2 separate regions of the Homo sapiens genome follow, and region 1 is linked to region 2. Evidence: chromatin loops called from intact Hi-C (ENCODE). Cell type or tissue: endothelial cell of umbilical vein. All regions are shown on one strand.

What was found. A loop is a pair of places that touch in the nucleus more often than their neighbours do. Peaks named below come from ENCODE experiments on the same cell type or tissue, not always from the same donor. Only the 100,000 strongest peaks of a DNase experiment are listed, where the experiment ranks them.
Region 1: it touches region 2 in a loop (8-fold over the local background); 63 of 110 quality-filtered maps call a loop at or near these places.

Annotation. Positions count from the first base shown.
Region 1 is chr18:12,674,925-12,682,924 of GRCh38, reverse strand. CEP76 (centrosomal protein 76) reads left to right here. Exons shown (of 12, transcript NM_024899.4): 9 at 2,097-2,263; 10 at 4,483-4,816. It also overlaps a transcript of PSMG2 not described here. Among named protein-coding and RNA genes, the nearest start is that of SPIRE1, 21 kb to the right of the region's middle. In endothelial cell of umbilical vein, no CTCF peak of the experiment used is centred here; a DNase peak (open chromatin) is centred at 3,524; H3K4me3 peaks cover 211 bases; H3K27ac peaks cover 1,336 bases.
Region 2 is chr18:12,388,003-12,396,002 of GRCh38, reverse strand. No RefSeq gene overlaps it. Among named protein-coding and RNA genes, the nearest start is that of AFG3L2, 15 kb to the right of the region's middle. In endothelial cell of umbilical vein, CTCF peaks have their summits at 1,398 (motif pointing left) and 4,170; a DNase peak (open chromatin) is centred at 4,132.

The DNA of each region.
Region 1 (8,000 bases), 290 kb before region 2:
TTAAGCCAGGCGCAGTGGCTCATGCCTGTAATCGCAGCACTTTGGGAGGCCGAGGTGGGTGGATCACTTGAGGTCAGGAGTTCAAGACCAACCTGGCCAACATGATGAAACTCTCTCTCTACTAAAAATACAAAAATTAGCTGGGTGTGGTGGTGCACGCCTGTAGTCCTAGCTACTCAGGAGGCTGAGAATCATTGGAACCCGGGAGGAGGAGGTTGTAGTGAGCCGAGGTCATGCCACTGCATTCCAGCCTGGGTGACAGAGCGAGACTCTGTCTCAAAAAAGAAAAAAGTAAATTAAAAAATAAAAGATTGGTTATTACATTTTTGTAAAGCCACTTGAAGAACTATAAAATGCTATTTGTTTTCTTACAGTTAATTTTTTTTAAAAAACTTTAGCACCACCAAATCCAATTTTTTGGAGAAAGAAATTTCTTGGCCAGGTAAGGTGGCTCATGCCTGTAGTCCCAGCACTTTGGGAGGCTGAGGCAAGCGGATTGCTTGAGTCCAGGAATTCGAGACCAGCCAGGGCAACTTGGTGAAACCTTGTCTCTACAAAAACACAAAAAATAGCTGGGCCTGGTGATGAGTGCCTGTGGTCCCAGCTATTCAGGAGGCTGAGGCGGGGGAATCACTTGAGCTGGGGACATCAAGGCTGCAGTGAGCTGAGGACGTCAAGGCAGCATTGAGCTGAGATCATGCCACTGCACTCCAGCCTGGGTGTCAGAACTAGACCCTATCTCAAAAGAGAGGAAAAAAAAAAGAAATTTCTTCATTCGGACACTCAACTCAAATAGTTATTTTTGCTTTCGCGTGTAGTCTTCCTACACTTAAATACGAAATTGTAACCATAGTGTTTAATATCTTGGTAATTTTTTTCACAGAACACAGTATCAGATATTTTCTTTTCTTTTTTTCTTTTTTTTTTTAGAGACAGAGTCTCACTCTGTTGTCCAGGCTGGAGTGCAGTGGCACGATCTCAGCTCACTGCAATCTCTGCCTCCCAGGTTCAAGCGATTCTCCTGCCTCAGCCTCCTGAGTAGCTGGGATTACAGGCACACACCACCATACCCAGCTAATATTTTCTATTTTTTTATAGGTCTTTATAACTTTTTAAAATTGAAAGTAATATAACCAAAGAAAATCTGGAAAAAGAGTGGAAAATTATATATAACCTCCCCAGTAATAACCATTGTTGGCATTTTGTTGTTGTTCTTGCCAGTCATTTTTCTTATGTATGTATTTTCTTGAAATTATCACATATAGATACTATCAGTCATTGGTTGAGTGTTTTCCATTTATTTGCATTTCTTGCTGTATGACTTGTTTGCTTGTTTGTTCATGTACTTCAGCTATTAATCTATTAAAATATTCCAGGCTGGGCACAGGAGCTCATGCCTGTAATCCCAACACTTTGGGAGGCTGAGGCAGGAGGATCACTTGAGCCCAGGAGTTCAAGAGCAGCCTGGGTAACACAGTAAGACCCCTGTTTATACAAAAAAAATTTTAAAATTAGCTAGGTGTCATGGTGCACACCTTTAGTCCCAGCTACTTGGGAGGCTGAGATGGGGAAATCACTTAAGCCCAGGAGGTCAAGGCTGCTATGAATCATGTCACCAGCCTGGGTGACAGAGGAAGACCCTGTCTCAAAAAAAAAAAAAAAAAAAAATGTTCTACTTTTCTTTCTGTGTTGTGTGAGTTCTTTATAAACATTTTTTTTTTTTTTTGGAAACAGAGTCTTACTCTGTTGCTGAGGCTGGAATGCAGTGGCGCGATTGTAGCTCACTGCAACCTCCGCCTCCCAAGTTCACGTGATTCTCTTGCCTCGCCTCCTGAGTAGCTGGGACTAATGGTGTGTGCTACCACACCCGGCTAATTTTTGTATTTTTAGTAGAGACAGAGTTTCCTTATGTTGGCCAGGCTGGTCTTGAACTCCTGACGTCATGTGATCCACCCGCCTTGGCCTCCCAAAGTGTTGGGATTACAGGCGTGAGCCACTGTGCCCAGCCAATAAATTTTTATTATAATTTAGTATTTAAGTATGTAATGAGGAAATAATATGGAAGAATGAATACTTCATTTTAATTTATCTTCCAGGGTGACTGTGAAGATCACGCTAACCTTCTGTGCAGCCTTCTTCTTGGATATGGATTAGAAGCCTTTGTTTGTGTTGGGACCAAGGCAAAAGGAGTACCTCATGCATGGGTTATGACTTGTGGAACTGATGGGGCCATCACTTTTTGGGAGAGTTTAACAGGACACAGGTTAGTTTACTAAGTTTATAAGGATATTAAAATGAAGTTATAAGTTTTTTTTTTTTTTTTTTTTTGAGATGGAGTCTCGCTCTGTCGCCCAGGCTGGAGTGCACTGGCACAATCTCAGCTCACTGCAACCTCCACCTCCCAGGTTCAAGCCGATTCTCCTGTCTCAGCCTCCCAAGTAGCTGGGATTACAGGCATGTGCCACCGCACCTGGCTGATTTTTGTATTTTTAGTAGAGACAAGTTTTCACCATGTTAGCCAGGCTGGTCTCGAACTCCTGACCTTAGGTGATCCACCTACCTCAGCCTCCCAAAGTGCTGGGATTACAGGCGTGAGCCACTGTGTCCGGCTTAAGTTATAAGTATTTTAAATTATAAGGGTTTTTTGTCCATATTGATGGTACTTGAAGGTACGTGTTGATGATTTTAGTTAGAGCCTTTTCAGTGATTATGTAAAAAAGTACTTCAATTATGGCAGCCAAGTAAATGAACTCTAAGAAAACTTTTACCTCAAATATTCTTTACCAACATGATGTTGGTAAACAGTAAATTATGTTTACTAGTTTTGTATGATTAGCATATTTTTTTTTCAGTTTTCTCTTTTTTTTTTTTTGCAGTGTCTCATTCTGTTGCTCAGGCTGGAGTGCAGTGGCACAGTCACAGCCCACTGCAGCCTCCCCCTCCTGGGTTCTGGTGGTCCTCCTACCTCAGCCTCTTGCGTAGCTGGGACTGCAGGTGTGCACAGCCATGCCTAGCTAATTTTTTTGTAGGGATGAGCTTTTGCTGTGTTGTCTAGGCTGGTCTTGAACTCCTGGGCTCAAGCAGTCTACCTGCCACGGCCTTCCAAAGTGCTGAGATTATAGGCATGAGCCACCACACCTGGCTGGCATATGTTTTTTTCTGATGATCATACCTAAGTCTGAAAATAAGTTCAAGTTGTAAATGATGATTTCTTTTTAAAATTTGATGTGGTTACCATCTCCACGTTGGCAAATCCACTGGACACATTTTTTAAAGTACTTTAGCCTGTCATTAGATTTTGAAACAGCTGAGTACTTCTGTTGTAGGACTTCTTCCTTAGTTCAGCTAAGAGCTGAGTCCTTGTCACATGGCCACGAAAAATTAGGCTCGCAGGCAATTTGAAGGGGGAGAAAAATGGAATTTATTGAACAAAAAGGAAAAACACTGGGAAACGGACGCTCCACAAAGCCAGAGTGCCTGCTAGTGTGCTTCGTGCCTGCTAGTGTGCTTCCTGCCTGCTAGTGTGCTTCCTGCCTCGCAGATTGAATTCCAGCTTCCACTCAGGAAGAGGAGGGGCCAAGCTCCTCCCCACTGCAAATTGCTCGAACTTCTGTGGCTTCTCCCCAGTGTGCACTCCTCCCAGTGCACAGGCTGGTTGGAGTTTCTCTGGGGACCCCTTTCCACCTGGCTGTCTCACTTCTTTCTTCATGGAACATTCTCTTTCCTTAGCTTCTTTTTTATCATTGTCTTTCAATATTTATTATTCCTCTCTGGCTGTTCTTAGTTTTTCCTTCATCTTGTCTTTAAATGTGTGTGTTCTAGAGGCCCAGCCCTGGGCCCTCTTTTCATTCCCGAGTCCTCTTTCTCCCTGGTTGATAATCATGCCTAATAATGTTTTGGTTAGTTGTGCCTAAAAATGCATAACCAAATTATTTTAATTATGTTATCTGAGGCAAACTTTTTTTATTTTTATTTTTTTTTCTTGGAGATGGAGTTTCGCCCTTGTTGCTCAGGCTGGACGGCTCACTGCAGCCTCCGCCTCCCGGGTTCAAGCAATTCTCCTGGCTTAGCCTCCCGAGTAGCTGGGACTACAGGCACGTGCTCCCATGCCCAGCTAATTTTTGTATTTTTAGCAGAGACGGGGTTTCACCATGTTGGTCAGGTTAGTCTCGAACTCTTGACCTCAGGTGATCCCCCTGCCTCGGCCTCCCAAAGTGCTGGGACTACCGCATCCGGCCTTTGATCTTAACAGTATACATAGAATGTATTCTGTTGTTAACAGAGTTGGTTTCAATATTGTAAAGACGTACCATACAATTAATACAGAGTAATCAAATTGTGGAAATATAAAAAAGAAAAACAAGTATTAAACTGTAGTTCTGAGAAGTAGTTATGGCCTTAAGTGTTAGAATAATTTTCTCAGTAAGATGCTGCCTTTTTAATTTTTAAGTTCTCATATATAAAATTATTTAATTTTTTTAGGTACATCCATAAACCTACCAATCCTGATGAACCTCCAGTTGCTGAACAGCCCAAACCACTGTACCCATATCGAACAATTGGTTGTGTTTTCAACCATCAGATGTTCCTGGGAAATTGTCAACCCTCTGATGCAGTAGAAACCTGTGTATTTGATTTGAACGATGAATCCAAATGGAAACCCATGAGTGAGGAAGCAATTAAATCTGTGTGTGCTCCTGGAGCTACAACATCCCTTCCTCCCTTTCCACCTCTGTGTGCATCCACAATTGACGCGTCAGTAACAAGTAATGAAATTGAAATGCAGCTGAGGCTCCTGGTGTCAGAACACAGGAAGGTAATTCACACTGAAATAGTTGTAGTTTCATACTTCTTTTCATTTATGTATTTAACTGTTTTTTGGTGTGTGTGATAGTGCCAGTCACTATTCTAGCCCTGAACAAAACAACTACAGTCCCTACTATTATGAAGCTTATAATTTTGAAAGTCATGAGAGTTCAAGTTCTGAGACTCAAAAATCTTCAAATTAATTAATACTTATAGAATGAATTACTTCCTCCTAGAAATGAAGAATGGTGAACTTGTTCACATCCCTTAGAGTCAAGATTTTTGCTGAATACCACTATTTGGATTTTGTCTTTGTGAAATGCTTATTCACATATTTGCCCCTTAAAAAATCCTGGGTTAGGCTGGGCTTGATGGCTCATGCCTATAACCCCAGCACTTTGGGAGGCTGAGGTGGGTGGATCGCTTGAGCCCAGGAGTTCAAGACCAGCCTGGGGAATATGGTGAAACATCATCTCTATTATTTTTTAAAGAAAAAATATGTATACTGGGTTATACTTTTTTCATATTCATTTTTCTCCCCAGGTTGGTTTCTGTTTGTTTTCATGTTGTACTCAACTGGGTAGACGTCTGGCTTTAATTTGCATTTCCCTGATTACTTTTGAGATCAAACCTCTTTTTTTTTTTTTTTTTTTTTTTTTTGAGATGGAATCTCTCGCTCTGTCACCCAGGCTGGAGCGCAGTGGCGTGATCTTGGCACAGTGGCGTGATCTTGGTTCACTGCAACCTCTACCTCCCAGGTTTAAGCAATTCTCCTGCCTCAGCCTCCTGAATAACTGGGATTATAGACATGTGCTACCACGCTGCCAGTTTTTGTATTTTTTGTAGAGATAGGGTTTCACCATGTTGGCCAGGCTGATCTCGAAGTGATCTACCTGCCTCAGCCTCCCAAAGTGCTGGGATTACAGTTGTGAGCCACTGCGCCCAGCCAGATCAAGCCTCTTGTCAAATAGCATGTAGATTTCCTTTGTAAAGTGCTTTTAAGAAGACATAAAAAGTATTAGTCATAAAGGAAAAGATTAATGTATCTTAAAGACTTAAGCTCATCAAGAGAAGACATTAAGAGATTGAAGCTGTGGGGTGGGAAAAGTTGTTTGTAACACATATCACCAACAAAGGACTAGAATCCAAAATGCCTACAAAATATTTCTGATTCACCTTTTAGGGTTCCCTGTTCCACTCCTCACCTTGGGTGAGCCCTGTTTTCTGTGTTCTTTGGGGCTATCAAAGGCAAACTGATTTATCAAACATGTTCTCTGGGTTCCCAGTTACTCTTAGCTTTGGCCTCTAAATATTTCTTATTCACTTGTCAACTTATCAAAGCATTTAAACATACATTTTGGAAAACCTGGCATTTGTAATATGTTTTCAGCAAAAGTTGGTCAGGGGACCTCTGGTCCATTATATTGCTGGAAATGAATGCCCCTTATTACTTTTTCTTTCCTTCCATCACTTGTATTGGCTTTAGCTTTCTTTTCTTAGGTTCTGCTTACAAATAAAAGCAATATCTTATAAAAATTACTTTTGGCCAGGCACAGTGTCTCACGCCTGTAATCCCAGCAGTTTGGGAGGCTGAGATGGGTGGATTGCTTGAGCTCAGGAGTTCAAGACCAGCCTGGGCAACGTGGTGAGACCCTATCTCTACAAAAAGTACAAAAATTAGCCGGGTGTGGTGGTGCATGCCTGTAGTCCCAGATACTCGGAGGCTGAGGTGAAAGGAGCCGGGGAGGCAGAGGTTGCAGTGAGCCGAGATTGTGCCACTGCACTCCAGCCTGGGTGACAGAGTAAGACCCTGTCTCAAAAAAAAAAAAAAAAAAAAAAGGAATTACTGTTTACAGAAAAAGAAAACAAAGCTGTGATAGATGCCAGTGTTGATCACTATTTAAGTTAAGGTGCCTGTAAATCAGCAAAAGTTCACATTTTGCCGCAGGAAAAGCATTGTTAATCGTGGATCTTTGAGACCATTTGTGATGAGTTAAAACCTTGAATATAAAATGAGGAAATACCAAAGATCCATTATGATAATCAAAATATCTAGAATTTTGAGAATTTTTTGTATTTGTAATATTATTATTTTTAACTTCATGTGTCCAGATATCAATAGGTCTTTTGGTGTTATAAATGGAATCATGGGCTGGGCACGGTGGCTTATGCCTGTAATCCCAGCACTTTGGGAGGCCGAGGTGGGTGGATCACTTGAGGTCAGGAGTTTGAGACCAGCCTGGCCAACATGGTGAAAGCCCGTCTCTACTAAAAATACAAAAATTAGCCGGGCATGGTGGCAGGTGTCTGTAGTCCCAGCTACTCAGGAGTCTGAGGCAGGAGAATCGCTTGAACCTGGGAGGCAGAGGTTGCAGTGAGCCGAGATCGCGCCACTGCATTCCAGCCTGGGCAACAGAGTAAGACTCTGTCTCAAAAAATTTAAAAAAATAAAAAATAAATGGAATCATGTTGTTTTTAACATTCCATAGAAATATGTTTTAAGCTCCCTAAGGGCCTATAAAATGTCTTCATCTTTTTATCTCTTACAGTATATAAGTTTTATAGAGTACATGTTCAGTAAATATTTGTTTAATCACATAGAATTAATTTGTTGACTTTTCTCACCTCTGTAGTTGAGTTTATGGTAGGAAGAGTCAGTCTTTAGTAAACAGATTCATTCTTACTAAACTCTTTTTTATTTATTTTATTTATTTATTTTTTTTGAGACAGAGTCTCGCTCTGTTGCCCAGGCTGGAGTGCAGTGGCACGATCTCGGCTCACTGCAAGCTCTGCCTCCCGGATTCATACCATTCTCCTGCCTCAGCCTCCCAAGTAGCTGGGACTACATGCACCCGCCACCACGCCCAACTCATTTTTTGTATTTTTAGTAGATACAGGGTTTCACCTTGTTAGCCAGGATGGTCTCAATCTCCTGACCTCATGATCCGCCCACCTCAGCCTCCCAAACTGCTGGGATTACAGGCGTGAGCCACCGCACCCGGCCTAAACTCTTTAAAGTTAAGTAAAATATCTCAAAATATAAGAATTATACCTGTCCTCCATATTAGGACTATTTCATATAGTATTTTGTAGTAGATATTAGAGAAGTACAGGATTTGGAGACTTTGTGAACATTGTTTTGAATGTTTTTTGGTTGTTTCTCTAAAAAGTAAAATCTGATCACCTATAGTTCC
Region 2 (8,000 bases):
CTTGCTGAAACTCCACTCCCTTGGCTTCCATGACACTCCCTTTCGCTGCCTCCTTTGCACACTCTACTTCTCCTCCATTCTTCTGTTCTTCTCACTCAAGGCCTCTCTCTGTGAGTGAACTCATTGAGTTTCACAGTTTCCACTGATTCCCAAACCAATATCTCTATATCAGATTTCTACCCAACCTTCATTCCCACACATCCAGCTACCTGCAGGCCATTCCCTAGGCAGCTACCAGAGCCTTCCTTCCTCAGCACGCTCCTCTTCCAGGAGGCACTGTTCAGGTCAGTGGCATCACTCAGGCACCCCAGGCTGGAGAATAGGGAATGACTGCTCACTCCTTACAGCCAACCAATCATCAAGTCCTCTGGAATTTACCTCTTACAGATTGTTTTGGTCCATTCCCTTGTCTACATCCTTTAAGAGGCAATAGGGGCTGGGCTCAGTGGCTCATGCCTGTAATCCCAGCACTTTTGGAGGCCAAGGAGGGTGGATTGCCTGAGGTCAGGAGTTCAAGACCAGCCTGGCCAATATGGCAAAACCCTGTCTCTACTAAAAATACAAAAATTAGCTGGGCATGGTGGGGCATGTCTGCAGTCCCAGCCACTTGGGAGGCTGAGGCAGGAGAATTGCTTGAACCTGGGAGGCTGAGACTGCAGTGAGCTGAGATCATGCCATTGCACTCCACCTGGGTGACAGAGCAAGACTCAGTCTCAAAAAAAAAAAAAAAAAAGTCTGGCACTGTGGCTCACGCCTATAATTCCAGCACTTTGGGAAGCCGAGGCAGGCAGATCACGAGGTCAGGAGTTCAAGACCAGCTTGACCAACATGGTGAAACCCCATCTCTACTAAAAATACAAAAAAATTAGCCGGGTGTGGTGGCACGTGCCTGTAATCCCAGCTACTTGGGAGGCTGAGGCAGGAGAATCGCTTGAACCCAGGAGGCAGAGGTTGCAGTGAGCTGAGACCACGGCACTGCACTCCAGCCTGGCAACAGAGCGAGACTCCGTCTCAAAAAAAAAAAAAAAAAAAAAAAAAAAGATGAAATAGGATTTAATAGTTGAAGACATGGGTTTGGAAAGGAACAAACCTGGGTTCCAGTCCTGGTTTCCCTTCTGCAAGTCACTTAATCTCGCTAAATGTCAACATCATTCATGAAGTGGGAATATTAGTAGCACTATGTGGTGGGACTTGTGAGAATGAAAGGAGAATAAGTGTGAAGTCCTTAGCACAGTGATGCGAGGCAGTGCACGATGTGAGCGAGCTCCTCTCAGGTTGCTGTTGTATGACCAGCCCTACTGTGCGGCCCCTTCAGCCCTGGCTGTGGCTCACTCCTCTGGAAGACTTTAACAGCTAGGCAGTTGGGATTTGCCCCTTGGGGCTCCCTCTGCTGGCATGCCCTCCAGGCCTCATAATGCCCGCCTGGGTGCCTCTCACGCCCCTCTGTCATCCTGCAATCCTCCCGCTGCCTCCGTTCACACCCAGCACATTGGTTCCTCATTACTGCACTTGTTTATGTTTGTGTTTCTCCCACTAGGTTAATGCATATTAAAGATGCAACTTTCTAGGCTCCACCCCTTACCTTTTGAATGGGCATTTCTGGGGTGAAAACCAGAAATAATACATATTAATGAGCAGCCCAGGCAATTACAATGCTCCCTAAAGTTTAGAAAGTAGTTCTGCATGGACTCTGAGCTCCTCAAGGATGAGACCTGAGCCTCCTTCATCTCTGTGTACCCAGGGTCTAACCCAGGTGGTGGCAAACAGTAGTCACTTGAACATTGCTTGTTCAGTGAGTCAAGGGTGACTCCTAGGGGGTTGTAAACTGGGAGTGGCTTGGCCATGGGGCAGCGGGGGCTCTGTCTAGTGTAATTACTGACAGAGCCGTCTAGTCTAGTGTGTTTCAAGCCGAGTCCGGGAAGCCCTATGACCTTATTGACCAGCTCGGGGGTAAACCGAGGAGTTTTTCAAGCAGTGGTCCTACTTTTTGTTTGTATATATTCAGATTCTATACACTGAAAGTCCATGTCAAATTTTCATTTTTACAAAAGACTGCTGCTAAAAATAAATAAGTTTGAAAACTACTGTATCAGAAAGTTTGTTTTAACTTAGAGAGAAAACCATTCTCCCAATAGGTAAGAAGATTCTGAGGGGATGTTTCTTTCCAATTTGTCATGGATATTTGCCTCATCTATTACCCCAGGACTATAACAAAACTAAGGCTGTAATGTTTCGCTGATCCTCAAATACAATGGTAGTAAAGATCTTATTTACAGAGACTTCGACCTGCCACGTTGTCAGAGCAAGTTGCAGAAGTAGCTACCTACTAGTGCCTAGCTACCTGCCAGCACCTAGCTATTCTAAGAACTTATAGAATACTGCTGGAATCCAAGGACATGTTCTCTTACTAAATTCACAAACATCTTGAGACTCAAATGGACAAGATGTACCAGTATATTATTAAAACAGAGCAGGACAGGCATGGTGGCTCATCCCTATAATCATAGTGCTTCAGGAAGCTGAGGGAGGAGAATAGCTTGAGGCCAGGAGTTTGAGACCAGCTTGGACAGCATAGCCAGACCTCATTTCTAAAAAAAAAAAAAAATTTTTTTTTTTTTTGAGACGAAGTCTCACTCTGTCACCAGGCTGGAGTGCAGAGGTGTGATCTCAGCTCACTGCAACCTCTGCCTCCTGGGTTCAAGCAATTCTCCTGCCTCAGCCTCCTGAGTAGATGGGACTATAGGTGCCTGTTACCACGCCCAGCTAATTCTTGTATTTTTTAAGTACAGACAGGGTTTCACCATGTTGGCCAGGATGGTCTCAATCTCTTGACCTCAGGCGATCCTCCCACCTCGGCCTCCCAAAGTGCTGGGGTTACAGGCGTGAGCCACTGTGCCTGGCCAAAAAAAAAAAAAAATTGTTTTAAATAGAACAATTAGCTCGGTGTGGTGCTGTGAGCATGTTGTCCCAGATGCTCAGGAGTCTGAGGTGGGAGGATCACTTGAGCCCAGGAGTTCAAGGTTATGGTGAGCTATGATCACACCACTGCACTGCAGCCTGGCCAACAAGTGAGACTCTGTCTCTGAAAAAACAGGAGCACATCCCTTTTACTTTCTGTGGTATGTTTCCTCTTTTCAACACCTACATAGAATTGCTGAAGTAAGGCCAGATGTGGTGGCTCATGCCTGTAATCCCAGCACTTTGGGAGGCTGAGGCATGTGGATCACCTGAGGTCAGGAGTTCGAGAGCAGCCTGGCCAACATGGTGAAACCCCGTCTCTAATAAAAATACAAAAAATTAGCCGAGCGTGGTGGTGGGTGCCTGTAATCCCAGCTACTTGGGAGGCTGAGGCAGGAGAATCATTTGAACCCAGGAGGCGGAGGTTGCAGTGAGCTGAGACCGAAACTCTGTCTCAAAAAACTCCGTCTCAAAAAAAAAAAAAAAAATTGCTGAAGTAAGTCTTTTCAATACACATCTTATGTTCTCCTCCTTACTTCTATTTCTGGGTACTTTAATTCTATCCAATCTAGCTTACAGAGCTTCTCACTAGGTTCCTAACAAACCATTTCCTTCTCAGCTTTCAAATGCCTTCTCACATAATGCCTTCTGGGATTGCGGTACTGTACTCAAAAGATGGCTTATGACAAGGAGTTTGGTGTACCAAAGCAATCATCACATTTTTTTACAAGAAGACACAATTGGGAAAAATCTAGAAACTTTATGATTTGAGTATACCATTGTGGTCAACTCTTTTAGAAAAATATTTGATCACTACCTAGTAAAAGGGTGATAAAGAATCTTCTAAATGTTCTGCAGTTGTCATTCATGAAACGTGCATTGGTAGCACCCTGGCATCAGTGACATCATTCATGGTTTTACTCATTATCATCTGGAAAATAGCAACTGGGCATTGTGTCTTTTCTATTCCTTTACCTGAGGCCCATTGCCAGGAACAGTAGCACAAACCAAGACCACCACTGGAAAAGATTATGTCAGCTTCACTTTATAGAAAACACAGCATTAGGTTGTTCGTGGAGATGAACTATGAACAATAGAAAAATTATTTTTTGAAAAATCCAGACCAGCCTTGTGAACACATCTGAAGGTTTTCTGGAAATGCACGGCGTTGTCTAGAGATGTATAGGGCTCTCCTGACGCCTAGTGGGGAACCGTATGCAGCACAACTCTGGGTAGCGAGCCCAAGCCCTAGCCACAAAACACAAATTATTTTCTAAAAACTAATGTTTACCAGGCAATCTCTCTACTAGGAAACCATCCTCTGAATGGAAGCTGGCACATGTGTATATATGCATGTACCAATAAGAATAATTGGCTGGGTGCGTGGGCTCATGCCTGTAATCCCAGCACTTTAGGAGGCCAAGATGGGAGGATCACTTGAAGCCAGGAGTTCAAGACCAGCCTCAGCAGTATAGTGAAACTCCAACGTTACAAAAAATTTAAAAATTAGCCAGCTGTGGTGGCGCAGGCCTGTAGTCACAGCTATTTGGAAAGTTGAGGCTTGAGCCTGGGCATTCAAGGCTACAGTGAGCTATGATCGTGCCACTGCACTCCAGTCTGGGTGACAGAGCAAGACCCTGTCTCAAAAAAAAAAGCTCACGGTGGCTTCTGAAATAAAAAGAAATGAGAATTAGTCTAAATGACGCTTGGTGAGAAAACTATTAAAGCTTTACAAGAGAATACAATAGAGTTTATTAATGCCTTGGGGGAACTATATGTTATTAACATACAAAAATATATGTTAAACAAAAGAAAAAATCAAGATGCATAAAGTACACGTTCGTTCATGTAAAAATAAGTTTTTTTTTTTTTGTTTGTTTGTTTTGAGACAGAGTCTTACTCTGTCACCTAGGCTGGAGTGCAGTGGCACCATCTCGGCTAACTGCAACCTCTGCTTCCCGGGTTGAAGTGGTTCTCAGGCCTCAGCTTCCCTTGTAGCTGGGACTACAAGCGCATGCTACCACACCCGGCTAATTTTCTATATTTTCAGTAGAGGCTGGGTTTTACCATGTTGGCCAGGCTGGTCTCAAACTCCTGGCCTCAAGCAATTCACCAGCCTTGGATTTCCAAAGTGCTGGGATTACAGGCATCAGCCACCACACCTGGCCTAAAAATTAGTTCTATATGCTTGCAAATACATATAAAATGTATGGACACACACACACAGAAAAAACTACCTAGAAATTTACCTTTAAAGGCCAGGCACCATGGCTCATGCCTATAATCACAGCACTTTGGGAGGCCAAGGCAGGTGGATCACCTGAGGTCAGGAGTTAGAGACCAGCCTGGTCAACATAGTGAAACACTAAAAATACAAAAATTAGCCGGGCATGGTGGCAGGTGCCTGTAATCCCAGCTACTCGGGAGGCCAAGGCAGGAGAATAGCTTGAAATCTGGGAGGCAAAGCTTGCAGTAAGCCGAGATCAGCCACTGCACTCCAGCCTGGGCGACAGAGTGAGACTGTGTCAAAAAAAAAAAAAAAAGTCCGGGCGCGGTGGCTCACGCCTGTAATCCCAGCACTTTGGGAGGCTGAGGTGCGTGGATCACGAGGTCAGGAGATCGAAACCATCCTGGCTAACACAGTGAAACCCCGTCTCTACTAAAAATACAAAAAAATTAGCCAGGCATGGTGGTGAGCACCTGTAATTCCAGCTACTTGGGAGGCCGAGGCAGGAGAATAGCTTGAAATCTGCGAGGCAAAGCTTGCAGTAAGCTGAGATCAGGCCACTGCACTCCAGCCTGGGCAACACAGTGAGACTCCGTCTCAAAAAAAAAAAAAAAAAGAAAGAAAGAAAGAAAGAAAGTTACCTTTAAGATGTGAACATGAGAAATGAAGATACTTTTACTTTTCATTTTGTAACTTTGTTTCTGTCCACACTGATGAAAAAAAAATTTATACTGAACTTTTTTTTTATTTTGAAAGACAGAGTCTTGTTCTGTCACCTAGGCTGGAGTGCAATGGTGTGATCATAGGTCACTGCAGCCTTGAATTCTGGGCTCAGGCAATCCTCCTGCCTCAGCCTCCTGAGTAGCTTGAACTACAGGCCTGTACCAGCACACTGAGCTAATTTTTAATTTTTAATTTTTTTTTTTGAGATGGAGTCTCGCTCTGTCACCCAGGCTGGAGTGCAGTGGTGCGATCTCGGCTCACTGCAAGCTCCGCCTCCCGAGTTCATGCCATTCTCCTGCCTCAGCCTCCAGAGTGGCTGGGACTACAGGCACCCGCCACCACGCCCGGCTAATTTTTTGTATTTTTAGTAGAGACAGGGTTTCACTGTGTCAGCCAGGATGGTCTCAATCTCCTGACCTCGTGATCCACCCGCCTTGGCCTCTCAAAGTGCTGGGATTACAGGCGTGAGCCACCGCGCCTGGCCATGCGTGGCTAATTTTTGTATTTTTAGTAGAGGCCGGATTTCATCATCTTGGCCAGGCTGGTCTTGAACTCCTGACCTTGTGATCCACCCGGCCTCAGCCTCCCAAAGTGTTGGGATTACAGGCATGGGCCACCGTGCCTGGCGGTTTTTTTTTTTTTTCTTTTTTTTAGACAGAATCTCACTGTGTCTCCCAGGCTGGAGTGCAGTAGCTTGATCTTGGCTTACTGCAAACCACCCCCTCCCGGGTTCAAGTGATTCTCCTGCCTCAGCCTCCAGAGTAGTTGGGATTACAGGTGCGTGCCACCATGCCTGGCTAATTTTTGTATTTTTAGTAGGGATGGGGTTTCCTCATGTTGGCCAGGCTGGTCTTGAACTCCTGACCTCAAATGATCCGCCCACCTCAGCTTCCCAAAGTGCTGGGATTACAGGCATGAGCCACTGCACCTGGCCTAATTTTTAAATTTTTTTGTACAGACGGGGATCTCACTGTGTTGCCCAGGCTGGTCTCAAACTCCTGGCCTCAGGCCATCCTCCCCACTTGGCTTCTCAAAGTGCTGGGATTCTATAATCCACTGCACCTGGCCCCATCCTTATACTGAACCTTTTATATTTCAACATTTTACATTTTCTTGCTCGTAAAACTATTATACATTTATTATAAGATATTTGGAAAATATACATAGTCATAAAATTATTTTTTCAAAAGTACTTGTAATCTCACTCAGCACTGAAAAAAATAACATCCTTTAATAGTCTTAGATTGTATTATATTTTATTTGAATAGGTAATATTTTCACATGGTTCAATAAGGTAAACACTGTGAAAAAGCACACACCGAGAAGCTCAGACAGTCCACACCATCCTGCCTGCTGTAGGCAGCCACCTTCATTAGTCTTGCACACTCTATCAACCATCCCCCCAGCCCCTGGCAATCCCTAATCACCGTCTTCCGTCTCCATGGATTTGCCTGTTCAGCATATTTCATATGTATAAATGCAATCTTATAATATGTGGTCTTTCATGTCTGATTTCTTTGTTTCCAAGGTTTATCCATGCTATAGCATGTATCAGGTCTTCATTTTATGGCTGAATAATAATCCATTGTAATAATACACCACATTTCATTTTATCCATTCAGTTGATACATATTTAGGCCCTTTCTGGTTTTTGGCTATCATGAATAATGCTGCTATGAACACAGCATATGTACCTTTGTTATGAACACATGTACAGGTTTCTGTGTGGATATATCCTTTCAATTATCTTGGGAAGATGCCCAGGAGTGGACATGCTGAGTCATATGACTATGTTTAACCTATGAAAATTGACAGTTTTCCATAGACCTACTAGCGTGAGGGTTCCAATTTCTCCACACTCTTGATAATACTTGTTATCTTTATTATGTATACATCTATATTATTTTGTACTATCTATAGTATTTTTGATTGCAGCCCTCCTAGAGTGTGAAGTGGAATCTCGTGGTTTTGATTTGACTTTCATTGACAGCTAATGATGTTGAGCCTCTCTCTATGTGCTGGTTGGCCATTTGTATGTCTTCTTCGAGGACATGTCTATTCAAGTCCTTTGCCCATTAAAAAAATAGCTTCA